Linked DNA regions of Homo sapiens: region 2 is linked to region 1. The links are chromatin contacts, found by Hi-C or POLR2A ChIA-PET in ENCODE. All regions are on one chromosome and are shown on one strand. Each heading gives the region's core, a stretch centred on a gene start or an enhancer-like site at or near the end of the contact. The rest is flanking DNA. Distances are from core to core; before and after follow the strand shown. Region 1 has its middle 40 kb from the start of MIR492. Region 2 overlaps TMCC3 (transmembrane and coiled-coil domain family 3).

Region 1 (5,860 bases), core at 1,924-4,423:
CTAGGAATCTGCATTTGCAGCAAGCATCCACCTCTTTCATCCTAAGGCAGGTAGTAGGCAGATCACATGTTAAGATACTCTGGTCAATGCCCTCCATCTCCAAATCGTGATTCTCCCTCTAACACGCATTTCTACGGATCCCATCCAGGCTCTTTTCTTTAATTACCCTGAGGCACTGAGAGTAAAAGGAGGTTGCTGACCCCTGAATTTGGAGTTCAAACAAGTAACCTCACCACGGCCAGTTTCCATTTCTGCTGCATGCCAAACTAGCTGGCCAGCCTGGCTGGAATCCTGTTCTCCCCAGAAACACCTGAGCAGGTCTGGACTAGCTCCAAAAGTATAAGCCAGGTAAATTTCCGTGTCAGCTCATTGAGAGACTTTCCAGGGGCAGCTGGGGCCAATTCACATTTGCTCTATACTCCCTCCAAAGACACCCCCTTCAACACACACACACAGAACACTTAATTCTGGTACCACCAGCCAAAAGGGGCCCGAGTTCCCTTGGGAGCAGCCCAGCCGCTGAGAGGCGGAAATCTCTGAAAGGGCCACTCAGATGACCAAAGCAATAGGCGCCTACGTACCTTACAACAAGCCAACCTCAAGTTCCAACCTAGAGAAATGCATGGACTCTGGTGGGAGAGTCTTATTCCGTTTTTGTTTTCTTCTTTTTTTTTGTTTTGTTTTGTTTTGGTTTGGTTTTCTTCCATTTCTTCTCAGCCTTGTCTCTTCAGAAAATACCCCTCCACCCCTTCCTTGGCGCGTAAACTGTCTTCAGGGTGGCCTTAGGAGTTCTGGGACAATGTGGAGGGTACCCAATAGGATTTCCTTAAGTTTCCTCTACTGCTTTTCCACACATATTAATGCTGAGATCCTGTATTTGATTAAAGCACCTTCCATTTCCAAAGTTAAAATACAAACGGGTCTGGTAACTTACAAAGTCGCCAGCATCTTCGTGTCAATTAACTTCCCCAGACAAGTAAGAACGAGCTGCACTAGGGCCTGCGCTCTCTCCGGGGCTAACAACAAGCAGCACCAGTCCCCCAAGCTGTCCCTGGAGGTGGAAGAGCCACTGCAGCTGAGCCTGTTTATTTTTCGTTTTTCCACAGGCAGCCTTGGCTGGAGGGTGGGGGTGAGCGCGGGCTCCCTGGCACCTGCCGGTAAAGCAGCAGCCGCAGCCCCCGAGGGCGCCCCAGGCCAGGAGCTGCGCGCCGTCGGCGGGCCGTGCCTGGAGGAGGCTCGCGCCTTCCAAATGCCGGAGTGCAGGCATCCTTCCTCTCCCCAACCCCAGCCCCGGCCTCGACCTGTCGCCCACCTGGCCCGGACCTGGGGCTGGCTCCGTCTCTGGGGTGTGCGCCAAGGGAGCCCCACCGACGCCCAGCAGAGCTGCCCGGGCTCCCAAAGAAGGACCGGGGCTTTGGGCAGAATTCTGGCAGCCAGGCGGGCGTCAGGGGAGCCGGAGAAGGGGCTCGCCAGCAGGCGTGGGGCGGAGTGCCGGGCGCAGCCCACCTCGCAAGCGCGGGCCCAGGGCTCCGACGTGCCAGCGCAGCCCCGAAGAGTGCGGGCCCGGGGTCCCCGCGGCGCCCCTTCCCCTCCTCAGTCCCCCGGGGGCGACCGCGCTCCCCGCCGAGGTCCGTCCCCGCCGCACCCTCACTATTCCCGCTGGGAGGACCCCGGCGCACGCCCCCGCCCCCGCACCCCGGGGCGACGGCGCACTCACCCTCCGCATGGTGTCTGGGCCGTCCGGGCGGGGCTCGGCGACTTGGGCGCGAGAAGGGCTGGGCCGGCGGCGACGCTCGGCCGGCCGGGAGCTCCGCGCTGCCCCCTCCTGCACACGCCTGCGCCGCGGCCGCCAAGCCGGCGGGGGCGGGGCGGGGTAGCGCTGGCCGCGGGGTCCCCGGGGCTCTCCCGGGCTGCGGCGGAGGCGCGGAGCCGGCCAAGGGCGCACTGAGCTCGCGGAGCTCCGGGGCCCCGGGGCCTTTCTGCCGCCGTCGCAGCGTCCCCGCCTCCTCGGGCCGCTTCGCCCCTCTCCTCTTCCTCGAGTTCTGGCCCCACCAGGAGCGGAGCGAGTCTCCGATGCCTGCCCCGCGGCCCCCAGAACTGAGCTGGAGAAGCTTTGGGGTGAAAGCTGGGCCCACCCTACAGGGACCCCAAGTTTGCGGAGCAAGAGTGGATTGGCGGAGAGCGCAGATGGCAATTCTCACCCGCCTTAAAAGTACCACCTTAAAATTCTCCCCATGGGATGGGAAGGTGGCCCGCTAATGTCCGTTCCTACTCTTCGTTTTCTTTTTAATTTTTCAGACAGGGTCTCGCTCTGTCCCCCAGGCTGAGCGCAGGGGCGCGATTTCGGCTCACTGCAGCCTTGCGATTCTCCCAGGCTCAAGCGATCCTCCCGCCTCAGCCTTCCCAGTAGCTGGGACCACAGGCGAGTGCTCCACTACGCCCGGCTAATTTTTGTATTTTTATTCTTTTGTAGAGACTGGTGTCTCGCCATTTTGCCCAGGCTGGTCTCGAACTCCTGGCCTCAAGCGACCCTCCAGCCTCGGCCTCCCAAAGTGCTGGGATGAGAGGTGTGAGCCAGTGCGTCGGCCCTTTACCATTCTTTAGATTCTGCGATTGTTTTTTGAAAGTCCTGAGCATTCATAAAGCTTTCCGAGGAGGGGTGGGAAGAGAGTTAAGAGCGGTAAACAGCAGATCCACCCGGGGCTGGAGGAAACACCGTGGAACAGAGACCGTCTGGTCTCATTCAGGTGAAGGAGCTCGGCAGGGGAAGAGGTCAGCATCCCCATTCCAGCGAAACCCACGGGTTTTCCTAGCAGTCCCCTGTGTGCACAGCTTTCTCTTCACAATCGACCTCCACCCCAACTTTTCCAAACAACACGGGAGCCCATCCCCAAATGCTAATGCTTCTGCGGGAAAAAAATGAGAAGGGGGAAAAATGTATTCCCCAGATCATGAAAACGCTGCACACCCTTGAGCTCAGAATGCAGGATCTAAATCCGCAAGAACAGGATGGAATGATGTGGGAAGGTCTTCCAGGAAGAAATCTGATTTTATTCTGCTTCGACTGCTGAACAAAGTAAATCAAATAGCACGGAACTCAAGGCAGCCTGAATTTTGTGTAGAAAAAAATATCTCTTGTTTGTCAGAGGATCCTTTGAAAAGCATCCAAGGACGCTTGTGTTTCCAAAGCGGCTGTGACAGGTATGCAGGCAGACAGCAGTGGGAATGCAAAGGCTTGTGCCGGGTAAACACTTCTCATGAGTGTTTCAGCTTTGGCATTGCCTTTATGCCAGTTATTCTGGCAGATCACCACTGCCAAAGAAATACCTTTATAATTTTCTAACATTGATTGTCAGCAGCACTATAGAGACCGTAATATTACACGAAGTACCTTAATGATCTAATGAATAAAAACATTTTGTCTGGATTTCTCTTTGGTGCCTATCAGCACAGATAGGGGGAGGAGTGACTGATGTGTGAGGGGGAAATGTAAGAAACGACAATTAATGACACTTGCTATGTCCCTTTTTTACTTTATCTTATGATCTGTATGCAGTGGGTTTTTTCCTCCCTGGATATATAATCTCTTCTGATTGAGCTTTTATGTTTTTGCCTTTCTTTGGGAAAATAACAATGTTAGTAAGTGTACTTCTGAGCCATACCTGTCTTATCATTTCAATCCACACAACTCTATGAAGTACGTACTGGGATATTATGGTTTTTTTAGAGGGAGATACTCGAGCTCAGAGAGGGCAGGTCATTTGCCCGAGATCATACAGCTTGTTAGTGGCACAGCCTGGATTTCAACTCAGGCAGTCTGACACGAGGACCCTCTCACTTAATGCCCATGCAATACTGCCCTCCTCTGCTTCATAGAAAAGGTGCAACTGTGTAAAGGTGTTCCTGGAAGTAAAAACGTGAGCTTTTGTCATAGATTAGTCACTTGACATCTCAGAGCCTTAGCTTCCTCATCAGTAAAATGACAACTTGGACTAAATAGATGCATTAAAGGCCTAGCCAGAAGTAAAGTTCAAGATTTAGAGTATTACTATGTGAGTATTAGAGTATCAGTATTCTTGCTCAGCATTGTAAGAAATCTTAACCTGGAGATACAGTGTTAGCCACTTCATTGGTTTGTGTGATCTCACCACAGCGCCTTGTTTTAACACTACTTGTGCTGCTTTCTACAACATTACCTCTTCCTGCTCCTTCTAATTAATACTCTTTGCTTTGCAAATGTGATATCTAATCAATTTAATGTTCTTTTTTTTTTTTTCTTTTCTTTGAGACGGAGTCTTGCTCTGTCGTGCCCAGTCTGGAGTGCAGTGGCGCGATCTCGGCTCACTGCTACTTCTGCCTCCTGGGTTTGAGCAATTCTCCCACTTCAGTCTCCCAAGTAGCTGGGACTACAGGCACCCACCACCACACCCAGCTAATTTTTTATATTTTTAGTAGAGGCAGGATTTTACCATATTGGCCAGGCTGGTCTTGAACTTCCAACGTCAGGTGATCCACCTACCTCGGCCTCCCAAAGTGTTGGAATTACAGACGTGAGCCACCGAGCCCGTCCTAATGTTCATTTCTTACTAAACTTGAATAAGACTCCTGGTGTGGGGGAGGGGAGTCAGTTTCAGTTAAGTAGTTGTTAGGATGATCTTGAAGTATTAGTTAGCCTGAATCATTTTTAAATTCCCTTCAGAAACCAAGAATGTTATTCAACTGTACCAAATAAATAACAACACGTCAGTTGCTAATGGAACACGGTCACACTGGCCATCTATGGAAATCCTCATGTTTCCAATGCTCTCATTAACTACCCTGAAGAATCAATTTAAAAGTAAAACTAGATTGAATCAGATTTCCCCCTTTTTTATTCCAGGGGGAGGGGGAAAGGTCTTTGTTTCTTTCATATGTTTAAAGAATCTTCAAAATATTTTAATGATAGAGTTGTCTATCTGTTTCATATTATCATATCTCCATTAGCCTTCTAAACTCAGCCATATTATTTGATTCCTTGAAAACCATCTAATGTTTAAGAACACTATATTTTCCCCTTTTTTCTTAATTGTTTAACTTCTCCACCAGTCACAAACACTGTTATTCAGCCTTAATTTTTTTTTTTTTTTTTTTTTTTTTGAGACAGTGTTTCACTCTTGTCACTCAGGCTGGAGTGCATAGGCACCATCTCGGCTCACTGCAACTTCCGCGTCCCAGGTTCAAGCGATTCTCCTGCCTCAACCTCCCGAGTAGCTGGGATTACCGGCACCCACCACCACTCCCAGCTGATTTTTGAATTTTTAGTAGAGACGATGTTTCACCATGTTGTCTAGGCTGGTCTCAAACTCCTGACCTCAGATGATCCACCTGCCTCGGCCTCCCAAAGTGCTGGGATTACAAGTGTGAGCCACCACACCTGGCCTATTCAGCCCTCTTGATCTGCAGGCTGGATTCATAGGTCTTCATCTTAGTACAGTAGGAAGTATACTGGCATCAGGAGGTCAAGCTTACTTCTTTCATTACCTATTAAGGTAGATAGGCATTTGTTATAAAATTGAACAAAAAGGAACTAGTTTACAATTTTACATAAATAGTAAAAGAGAATAATTTCTTCTTTTCGTAGATAAGAAATGTTATCAACTGGCATAATTTCTTACCAGTCTGTCATCCTCCATTTAGAAAACCATTAGTAATTAAATGTTGTTTTCCTTTACCATGTTCCTAAATATGAATCCTTCATAAGGCATCTATTAAATACCTACTATGGGGCGGTATACATTATTGATTAAATCAATCCATATTTCCCTGAGAAAGACCAAGAAAAATTTCAAGGAAACATGTATCACAGCTACATGCATTGAGT
Region 2 (5,860 bases), core at 2,355-4,854, 250 kb before region 1:
TACGGCTGCCTTCCTAGTCTGAAAATATCTTGGTCACTAGATATTTTGTTTCATCTCCAGCTTAGCTCCTAAAATACATTCAGGATCACTTCTTCCTTCCCCCTTCTTCCCTGGTAGCTTCATATATTCCCATCCATTCACCCATAGCCCAGTTCAGTATACCTACCTCACATTCTGTGTCTCAGTCACAAATATCTTTTTTAAAAACCTGCCCAAGTTTCTAATACAGAATGATGTGGCAACTGCCTCAAAGCTCACTGTTTGGCTCATTTAATCATTTGGATTAAACGTAGACAATGATCCAATTCAGAGCTAATGGTCTTTAGGACTACTCTTATTCCTGGCTGTCTTCAACCTGGGCACATGTGACATGCCTCAAGCATGACCAGTTTGAGAGGACACTTTGGTCCCCAAGGGCCGAGGAAGAACAAGTTCCTCCTCGCTCACATATGTAGTCTGAACCTGAGGTTCTTGATTCTCTAGGATGTTTCTGAACTCTGGGTGGTTCCCATTAAACACACAATACACATCTCCATCCTTCTTAGCCAACCTCTAAGATTTTGACACCCCACTGACATATAGAACCAAGATACCTTCCAGTTCTTCTCTGCCTTGAATAGACTTGAACTTCCCAGCTGTGAATAGACTCAACTTTTTGTCGTGTCTACAAGATGCTCTCCTACCCCACTGCCAATAGGGGGAAAAATGAAAGCAGACAGATGGCCACATTAGATGGAATCTGCCATTGAGGTGGCAACTTCCCCATGGCACCCAGCCCGTGGTCTACTTGAGTTATTCCTCAGACACTGACGAGAGGTGCAGAGTCTCAGGGAGAGACTACTGAGACGTAATCCTTTCCCTTTAAACATGACTTTGACATATGCATTACACACACTTACACACGTCTGACTCCACCATGACTCACACTGGAGGTGGTGTTTAAAATGAACAGCATCTCCGTGCTATTATGATGCTTCACTCAAAATTGCTTTACGGCTTCTACTACAGGAGCAGGTCACATCCAGGAAATGGTTTGCCTGATCTAGAGCAGGATTTTCTCACTATTACCTTATGCCCCAGGGCTGCCTTACTTTCTTCAAAACCCAGATCAGGACCTGCAACCTATGACCCAAAGCACTCTCCTTGTAAATTCAGGATTCCCTACTAAGCCAGTCCCTAGCTTTTTCTCTCTCTGAACTCTTTAAACACCTTTTACATTCTCCTCTTTCTCATAGCTCATGTCATTCCTCCAGGCAGAGGCCCCTGAGTTTCCTGTGGTTAGTAGACATGGATAGCTGCCTGCTGCATCAGACTCAGCTGAGCCCAGGAATCCTTCTGAAAATAAAAGATTTATCCTACAAATTGGTGCAACCTTTGGGAGGACAATGTGTTTGCCTCTATTCTCATTTAAAAGGCACATGCCCTTTGACCTAACAGTTTTGCTTTTGGAAATTTATCTAAATATGGTTATAGAGAAAAATGTACACAAGTTTTCAATACAGTATTACAAAGCAAAAGAAACATGAAAAAACATCATCCTGGGAGGAACTTAAATCGCATATCAATAGGCGACTGGTTAAATAAATAATAGATATGTATATTTTGTGTCAAGACTATTTCTGTAAAGACACATAAGAAACATAACATTGCAGCCAGGCGCAGTAGCTCACGCCTATAGTCCCAACACTTCAGGAGGCCGAGGCAGGTGGATAACCTGAGGTCGGGAGTTCGAGACCAGCTTGACCAACATGGAGAAACCCTGTCTCTACTAAAAATGCAAAATTAGCTGGGCGTGGTGGCGGGTGCATGTAATCACAGCTACTGGGGAGGCTGAGGCAGAAGAATCGCTTGAACCCGGAAGGCGGAGGTTGCGGCGAGCCAAGATAGTGCCATTGCACTCCAGCCTGGGCAACAAAAGCGAGACTGTCTCAAGAAAAAAAAAGAAACATAACATTATTATCATTGCTATCTCTGGGGAAAAGGACAAGAAGCTGGAAAAAGACACTTTAATTTTGCTTTAAGCCCTTTAGTACTGTGGAAATTTTTTTTTTTTAATAATTATTATTTTTTTTTTGAGACAGAGTCTTGCTCTGTCGCCCAGGCTGGAGTGTAATGGCGCGATCTCGGCTCACTGCAACCTTCGCCTCCCAAGTTTAAGCGGTTCTCCTGCCTCAGCCTCCCGAGTAGCTGGGATCACAGGAGCCCACCACCATGCCCAGCTAATTTTTGTATTTTTAGTAGAGACAGGGTTTCACCATGTTGGCCAGGCTAGTCTTGAACTCCTGACCTCAGGTGATCCATCTGCCTCGGCCTCCCAAAGTGCTGGGATTACAGGCATGAGCTACTGTGCAGGGCCTGTGGAATTTTTTTTTTTTCAAATGAATTCACACTTAAGCTACTTAATAGAAAAAAATGTGAACCTTTATCATTTAGAGCTACTAAACACTTCATTAAACAATATCACTTAATCTTTGCTAAACACGAACTAGAAAAACTAGGCACAAATAGAAACTGTATAGACCAGATATACATTAGAATGGGTCTGCTTTAGCAGTTAATGGTTTAATCATTAACCAGGTCAGGGTATTTTTCTCTAAGGCACTTTATGTGTTGCTGACTCTTCTACAATCTAAGTGGCTCAATGTAAACCATTCCCCTTGTGCTAAACATGCGTGTTTATACTTAAAGTCGATTTCACTGAGGAAATTAGGGTAGGGTCAGTTTGTAAGGTTTTGCCCTAAACCTTAAAAAGAACACAAAATCCTTCAGGTCTTAAGCAAGATTGATGCCCAGGCCCTATGAAGGACACATTGAATCTTCTGTATATTTTTTAACAAGCTCCACAGGTAATTTGGATGTGGCTGGCATTGCCTCGTGCACACCTAAAGTAACCATGCTTAGAAAACGCTGTGTTATCCAAAAGAAACACAGCACAGAGAATTCTATGAACAAACTATTGCAGTACTCTAAGATTTTAAAATAAGTAACTTTCTCAAACACTGATATGGGGTTTAGAGTTAACACTGCGGGTAAGCAAACCCACCAGGCTCTCTCAGTTGACACAGCTCTTCTGGCTCCTTCGAGGAAGTGAGGACCAGTATGTGGAAGAGCCTTTGGGGCTGGTGTTTCTCAAGCTACAGCTTCAGGCAATCTCAGGGACAGAACCTGGACTGTGCATCTGACAGCCGCCTTTCTACCTCCCACCTCCACCCCATTCTTATGTCCAAGTAGTTTGAAACTATTGAGCTAGATCAGTATATCCCGAACACCAAATTGTTAAGAGTGGATGGAGCCCCAGTGATCTTTCCCACTCCCCAGACCAGTGAATCAGGAAATCTCTACTGGAGGTTCTGCAGTACCCCAGGTTCTTTATCTAAACAGGAAAGTTAGGAAACACCAATTTAGGTCAAACTCATTTTAAGATAAGGAAATCAAGGCCCAAGAAGTTTAAGTGATTTCACCAAGGACTTATAGCTGATTAATGATAGCTGGGAGCTGTGAAACCTGGTGAGCTAATTCTTCCCTCTTAGACCAATACTGCTTGTTATATTATGTGTAATCATGAGAGCCCCAGTATCTGTGCAGTTTCTGATTCACCAGGAAGAGGCCCCAAGTGATTAATAAAGCCTGAACCCAGGGGCATGTCAGAACGCACCACTGGTTTAAAGGATGACTGACATGGTAAAGTGTCCAACGTCAACCTGCCCTCGGAATTCTTTCACTTTCAGTATCAGTAGGAGAAATATACAATTGTACATTTCATAGAAAAGTAAACCCAGCCCCACACAGTTAACAACCAGGTGAAGCGGGAACACAGGACAATTCAAAGTTTTCGGATCACACCATTTCTTGGTCAAATATTAGTACCTTCAGCAAAAGACCTCTAATTACCACACACTTTTGGTTATGGCAACAGCCTGCTCCTTACTTTTGGGAGAGAGGAGTACTCCACACCCATGGCCTGAAACCAGGATCTCCAAACCCATCAAAGAGAAACATGGATGGGAAACCAAACCCCCCAAGCTTGGAAAGCATCCAGCAAGCTTTAATTCAGGGAGAGTTCAATCGAGATATAATTGCCTCTAATTGGCCCTCCCACACGATCTCACAACATACAGCTATAATCAGTTCCACAAAGAATATGTTATATTTCTTTTCTCCCTTGAAAAGCCAGAATCCTCTCTTGTTAGGTACTTACCATCACTGTTTTGATTTTTGTAAATATACCGAGACATTAAAAAAGGAAGAATGAATGGGTAAAAGCAAAGAAGTAGATGGATTTCTTTTTTAAAATAAGCACTGATCCCTATGACCTTAATGATAACCCAGTGCGATTCAAATCTGTAATGGAGACTGATGTCGACTCAGGAAACCTTTCTAGTCCAGGGCACATGTGATCCAAAAAACACATTCATCTGGTCGGACATTTTCCATACTCTGATTTTTATCTTTCTTGGCATGCTCAACTCTCCTTTAATAAAGTCACAACCCTTTGTTGCCATGGAACCCAATCAGACACGGAGCCTGTTACTATGACTTCCCTGCAGATATAAAAAAAGACCCAGTGACCAAAAGACCAGCTCTTTCTTAAAAAAAAAAAAAAAATTACAAGGCAAAGAGGCTCCAAAAAAACCTCAACACTTCTGTATTTACTGAAGTTTAATCTTTTATGTAGGCTCACCTGAACTCTTCAGCCAAAGCTAGCTCATGTTTCAGCTGGAACTTTCCAAAGAAAATGATTTTACAAATAAATACCTAGGCAAAGAAGGTAAAAAATATTCTTGGGATATCTTACTTTTCTTCTTCTTCTAGGCAAGCTTTCTGAAATTTGAGTAGCTGTTTAGCAAACATGTGTCAATCAGCAGCTGCCAAATTGCAATATTCATTTCCATCAATACTTAATGTTGCCAAGAGCTCATTATTTCTCTGAAAAGAAAAGATATTCTAAACAATACAATCAATCCTGTGTTCTGGACCTGGACTAAATCTGCAGGAAAAAAAAAAAAAATCTGAGACTAAGCAGAGTGGACTGAGCAGAGCTACTTAAGGGAAGAGAATTAACATTTGTTGAGTGCCTACCATGAGCTGGGCACTTTTACGTCATCACGTCAGGACCCTGTAACTGAGGCAATGCCACCTCTGTTTGGCAGATGAGGGACCAAGGCTCAGAAAGCTTAAGTACTTAAGCAGCTTGTTCAAGCTACCAGGCTAGAATGCTGCCTGGCTCCCAAAGCCAGAGCTATTCCTTCATTCAACCAGCACTTATTTCTGCTCTCACAGGTGTTGTACATTTTGTTATGCTTCTTATTCTTCAGGAGCGAATTCACAGCCTGTAAAGCTTGGCTGTAAAGAGAGCACGGTGTCCATCTTTACCGGCACAGGGGCCAGTCTGGCTACACCCACGTACAACTACCACCACGTCTATACAACACCAGCTACCCCTTGGGGGAATCCCGAATAAATGCCCTGGCTACTTGCCTAAGGAAACACGTGTGGGCTAGGCACCCATTACACCCTTCCAGAGGTTGGGCCACGGCCCAGAGCCTTCCAACCCTGGACCTCATGGTGGGGAGGACCAGGAAGCTCTGGGTGGCCTTTTCATGTGCAGTACCATCGGCAAAGTAAAAGTCAAGCCATGCAAACCACAACAGTTTCTCCAACCTGGTTTTGGACAACCAGCTTCAAGAAATGACTAGTAAGAAGGAATGTGGCAAGCCACAAAAGTTATAATTTATATTATTAATTATACCAGCCTCTCAGCTAAAGAAAATTTACCTATTTCATGTACAAAGATTATAACAACTGCTTTCATTAAAAGAAATTTTTAAAATCACCCAAAACTGCAATACGATACCACTTC

The links. Hi-C counts contacts between places; a loop is a spot of excess contacts on that map. ChIA-PET counts read pairs that join two places held with the same protein, here RNA polymerase II (POLR2A). Pooled maps may share reads with other maps.
Region 2: a loop to region 1 is called in a pooled map, with 7 times the contacts of the local background. The contact joins two enhancer-like sites. A Hi-C loop is called at or near these places in 4 of 37 single-sample maps with no recorded cell type and 5 of 50 pooled maps. POLR2A ChIA-PET finds 5 or more read pairs at or near these places in 4 of 52 experiments (GM12878, SK-N-SH, activated B cell and 1 more).

Annotation. Positions count from the first base shown.
Region 1 is chr12:94,871,923-94,877,782 of GRCh38, forward strand. No RefSeq gene overlaps it. Among named protein-coding and RNA genes, the nearest start is that of MIR492, 40 kb to the left of the region's middle. RefSeq lists silencers at 1,213-1,332, 1,393-2,002, 2,013-2,112. Within about 2 kb of position 3,174, at least 3 of the 41 ENCODE cell types and tissues checked have a DNase peak (open chromatin) inside an H3K27ac peak, as active enhancers do.
Region 2 is chr12:94,618,232-94,624,091 of GRCh38, forward strand. The region is part of intron 1 of TMCC3 (transmembrane and coiled-coil domain family 3); the gene reads right to left. Among named protein-coding and RNA genes, the nearest start is that of TMCC3, 29 kb to the right of the region's middle. RefSeq lists enhancers at 3,032-3,151, 3,492-3,811. Within about 2 kb of position 3,605, at least 13 of the 41 ENCODE cell types and tissues checked have a DNase peak (open chromatin) inside an H3K27ac peak, as active enhancers do.